2 separate regions of the Homo sapiens genome follow, and region 2 is linked to region 1. A link is an interaction called in ENCODE POLR2A ChIA-PET data of the cell type or tissue named here. Cell type or tissue: MCF 10A. All regions are shown on one strand.

Region 1 (2,500 bases):
AGGAATACGATCTGATTTAGAACAGTTACAGCTTATTCATTCCCCCAGTTCTTTTACGATTTTTCAAGGAGGCTTACTTTTTATTTTTATTTTTTTACTTATTTGCAAAATACCCTATTAGTCCTGCAGGGCCCTTCCTTTCAAATTGATCTCATGTTGATTTTCTCTTTAATCCTAATCACCTGTGTAGGTGTGAGAGTTGAGGTGAAGTCTCCCATCTGGGAAGGTTGAGGGGTCGAGGGTCAGCTCGCTGTGGTGGGGAAACAGCACTGGGGTGGGAGTCAGACAGCACTGTTGTCCACCTATGGTTTCTCCTCTTGCTGGTTGCAAGGCCTCAAGCAACTTGCTTCATTTCTCTGAGCCTCAGTTTCCCCGTCTGTGACATGGGGATGATATCTAGCCTACCTTTTGCACAGGGCTGTTGCAAAGGGTTGAATAAGGCTTTGGTGGCAATTTGGAGCTGAAGGAGGCAGCAGGGGATGGGACAGGTGCCCAGTGTTGTTTTATAGAAGCTGCTAGGGGCCGGGTGTGGTGGTTCATGCCTGTAATCCCAGCACTTTGGGAAGCTGAGGCGGGTGGATCACTTGAGGTCAGGAGTTCCAGACCAGCCCGGCCAACATGGTGAAACCCCGTCTCTACTAAAAATACAAAAATTAGCCCGGTGTGGTTGCATCCGCCTGTAATTCCAGCTACTCAGGAGGCTGAGGTAGAAGAATCACTTGAACCTGGGAGGTGGAGGCTACAGTGAGCCAAGATCACACCACTGCACTCCAGCCTGAGCGACAGAGCAAGACTCCATCACAAAAAATAAAAATAAAAATAAAAATAGAAGCTGATAGGGTATATCTGAGGGGGAAAAGATTCAATAACAGAAATTGAAATGTAGGTAAGCGTGAGGAAGTTGTAAGCACTTCCTAGCTCTGTCTTTTTTTTTTTTTTTTTTGAGACGGAGTTTCACTCTTGTTGCCCAGGGTAAAGTGCAGTGGCGTGATCTCGGCTCACGGCAACCTCCACCTTCTGGGGTCAAGCGATTCTCCTGCCTCAGCCTCCCGAGTAGATGGGATCCACTTCCCAGGTTCAAGCGATTCTCCTGCCTCGGCCTCCCGAGTAGCTGGGATTACAGGCATGCGCCACCATGCCCAGCTAATTTTGTACTTTTAGTAGAGACAGGGTTTCTCCATGTTGATCAGGCTGGTCTCGAACTCGCGAGCTCAGGTGATCCACCCACCTCAGCCTCCCAAAGTGCTGGGATTACAGGTGTGAGCCACTGCACCCGGTCTCTAGCTCTGTCTCTTACTTGAATGTGATCTCACCCTGTGTGACTCAGCTTCCTCATTTGGAAATCCAGGTCTCACAGTCAGGAAGTAACTTTTTGGATACCTTACACTGAACACTGAAGGTTGCATAAGAGTTGGTTACAGGCTGGGTGCAGTGGCTCATGCCTGTAATCCTAGCACTTTGGGAGGCTGAAGTAGGTGGCTCATCTGAAGACAGGAGTTTGAGACCAGCCTGGCCAACATGGCGAAACCCCGACTCTATTAAAAATACAAAAATTAGCCAGGTGTGGTGGCACTTGCCTGTAATCCCAGCTACTCGGGAGGTTGAGGCAGGAGAATCTCTGGAACCCGGGAGGCAGAGGCTGCAGTGAGCAAAGATTGCACCACTGCACTCCAGCTGGAGACAGAGCAAGACTCCGTCTCAAAAAAAAAAGAGATACACTCCAGGTAGATGGGACTGCATGAGCAGCGGCTTGGGTTAGAAATTACGGCAGCATGGATGAGAGACACCGTTCTCATGTATTTTGTTTCAGGAGGACAATAATAATACTTGTTTATTGTGATGACAATTAAATAAGATAATGCAGGTAAGGTGCTTAGCAGAGGCTTGTACATAACCAACTCAGTAATGGTGCTTGTTTTTACCGCCATTTTTGTTGTTGTTTTTACAAATAAAGAAAACAAAGGCTCTGATAGGTGATATGTAGGCCAGGCACACAGCTATTGGTTGTTGAGCAGGATTTGAACCCACAGCTTTTATTTATTTATTTACTTATTTATTTACATTTTTAAATTTAATTTAATTAATTTTTTTTTTGAGATAGGGTCTCACTCATTGCCCAGGCTGCAGTGCAGTGATGTGATCTCAGCTCACTGCAACCTCTGCCTCCCGGGTTCAAGTGATTCTCCTGCCTTAGCCTCCTGAGTAGCTGGGACCACAGGCACATGACATCATGACCAGCTAATTTTTATATTCTTAGTAAAGACAGGGTTTCGCCATATCGGCCAGGCTGGTCTTGAACTCCTGACCTCAAGTGATCCGCCTGCCTTGGCCTCCTAAAGTGCTGGGATTACAGGCGTGAGCCCACTGCGCACAGCCTATTTATTTACTTTTAGAGACAGAGTCTCACTATGTTGTCTAGGGTGGAATGCAGTGGCTATTCACAGTCACAATCCCACCACTGATCAGCACAGTTTTGACCTGCTCCATTTTCATCTTGGGC
Region 2 (2,500 bases), 280 kb before region 1:
TGTGAGCCACTGCGCCTGGCCTCAGCCCTGTTTTCTTACACCTGATCCATGTTGGTTCCTTTGAGTTCTGAGGCTTAGAACACACCCTCTCTCACCATTGGAGGGGTGGTCTTTGGGTCGCTGCCTGGCAAAGCTAGCTCTTGTCCCCAAATAAATCAACAGGTGTACCTCTCTTTCCCGGGGGTGTTTATGCAGCCCCTGCTCTGGTTTAGAGACTGCTGGGCTGTGTAGAGGTTAGGAGTTTTTTTCTCCTACTGTGGCCTGTCACTGGGTCATGAGGTCCCTGGCTGACGTGGGGCCCACATGTGGCCATGAGAGCAAGCATCCATGGTGCTTTCTGACTTCCTACATGCTGGAATTTCCTTGCACAAATCTGTTCACCTTTCCCTTTTGGGAGTCCTGGCTGCCAAGTACTGTACACTGTGTTATAAAGTATGAGCACCTTTCACTCAGCAGAAGCTCCCTCTCCTGAATCTGGAGATGGTAAGAGCACAGGCTCTGGGACTGGTTCTTAGTCCAGCTGTCTCATATCCTCTCACGGCCTCCACTGGCCCAGCTGTAAACTGGGAGAGATCAGAATCCCCCAGGGTGTCCAGGAGGATTGGTAAAGTACTGGCCTGGGTGTGGTGGGGGTGGGTGTGCTAGACTTTCTTTAGTAGCTGAGTCTTGTGTTTTAAGCAAGTTCACCTTCTGAAGGTTTCCTCATTTATGATATGAATACACTGAATATATAAAACAGATAAAAGCAGTATGTCATTGCTACAAATTCAGTTCAAATGTATAATGTTTACTTAAAAAGACAATGACAGAAGAGCTAGGTAGGCTGTGCTAACGTACACAGATATTTGGGACTGGGGTAGTAAACAGTGGTGTCTTCTACCTTGACAGCATTGCATGCGTTTGTTTCTTGCTATGGCTGTACAGTAAGGAGACAGTTAGATGTCTGTATGTGTTGACAGTGTTCAGCCACTTACCTTGAGCTCTCAGGTTCTCAGGATGTGCTTCTGTTAAAGAGAGATGGCAGAGGCAGTTCCGTTCTAGCACAAGGTAATGGGGTGGTCTTCAGTGGGTTACCATTTGATCTGTGACACAAAGGTGAATGTTGCTTTCTCTTACAGTTCTAAAACAGTAAACACACACACACACAAAAGAAATGAGTCAAAATTGACTAGAACCCATGAAACACCTCCCTGGAACCAAAATAGCTTGAAAGCCAACGGATTCAGCTCTTCTCAGGGCTTTCCCAATATTCTATGACCCCCACAGCTGGAATGCCTTTGTAAGCTCCAGCTGAGGAAGGGATGTTGTGAGGAGACTGATCACTGGTACTAAGTCAGGTGCTCAGGTACAGGAAGTGCCTGCCAACCTGAGTCCTCCTTCCAGGGTGCTGGTTCTGACCTTCAGCTCCTGACTCATCCAACCCCGGGGGCCTGGCTGTGAGTTGGTGCTCAGCTCACACCACAGCTTTCCAAAGCCACGCTGTCTTGGAGGGTGATCACACAGCTTGCCTCGGAGGGCTGCTGTCAGGATGGGTTGCATGAGATAAGTGCCTCTAAAAGGCTGAGCACCGTGCCTGCCTGGCACACAATGAATGCTTAATCAATACAGGGTAGTATCATCATCCTTGCTGTCACCAGCACTTCCCCAGCTTAACGTTTCACAAATGCTTTTTTTTTTTGAGACGGAGTCTTGCTCTGTTGCCCAGGCTGGAGTGCAGTGGTGTGATCTCGGCTCACTGCAAGCTCTGCCTCCCGGGTTTATGCCATTCTCCCGCCTCAGCCTCCCGAGTAGCTGGGACTACAGGCACCTGCCACCATGCCTGGTTAATTTTTTTGTGTTTTTAGTAGAGACCGAGTTTCACCGTGTTAGCCAGGATGGTCTTGATCTCCTGACTTCGTGATCCGCCCGCCTCAGCCTCCCAAAGTGCTGGGATTACAGGTGTGAGCCACCGCGCCCGGATTTTTTTTTTTTTTTTTTTTTTTGAGAGGAAGTCTTGACTTGTTGCCCAGGCTGGAGTGCAGTGACACGATCTTGGCTCACTGCAACCTCTACCTCCCAGGTTCAAGTGATTCTCCTGCCTCAGCCTCCCAAGTAGCTGGGATTACGGGAGTCTGCCACCACACCCGGCTAATTTTTTATATTTTTAATAGAGATGGGGTTTCACCATGTTGGCCAGGCTGGTCTTGAACTCCTGACCTCAGGTGATCCACCCATCTCGGCCTCCCAAAGCGCTGGGATTACAAGCATGAGCCACCGCACCCGGCCCACAGACACTTTTGAAGCCTCTGGCCCTTGCTGTCTGCTAATTCTCATGTCGTCAGAATTGCCACTATCATTTAATGGGCTGCTTTTTCAATTCAAACTCGTGAAAATATTACGAATAATTATCTCTGCACTTTGTCCTGCCTTTCCTTTCCATTTCCCTGGCCAAGACTAATGTCACTTTTGAATAAAATGAACAAATATAATTCTTTGTATAAAACTAGGGGAAACCCAGGGA

The links. ChIA-PET counts read pairs that join two places held together with the same protein. Peaks named below come from ENCODE experiments on the same cell type or tissue, not always from the same donor. Only the 100,000 strongest peaks of a DNase experiment are listed, where the experiment ranks them.
Region 2: POLR2A ChIA-PET joins it to region 1 with 6 read pairs; 3 of 35 experiments call an interaction of 5 or more read pairs at or near these places.

What each region holds. Positions count from the first base shown.
Region 1 is chr22:31,060,177-31,062,676 of GRCh38, reverse strand. It overlaps the pseudogene RN7SL633P. Among named protein-coding and RNA genes, the nearest start is that of SMTN, 20 kb to the left of the region's middle. In MCF 10A, no CTCF peak of the experiment used is centred here; a DNase peak (open chromatin) is centred at 1,346.
Region 2 is chr22:31,336,288-31,338,787 of GRCh38, reverse strand. All of the region lies in intron 2 of PATZ1 (POZ/BTB and AT hook containing zinc finger 1), which reads left to right. It overlaps PIK3IP1-DT (PIK3IP1 divergent transcript), which reads right to left. Exons shown (of 2, transcript NR_110542.1): 2 at 767-1,120. Among named protein-coding and RNA genes, the nearest start is that of PIK3IP1-DT, 2.2 kb to the right of the region's middle. RefSeq lists an enhancer at 1-309. In MCF 10A, no CTCF peak of the experiment used is centred here; a DNase peak (open chromatin) is centred at 1,397.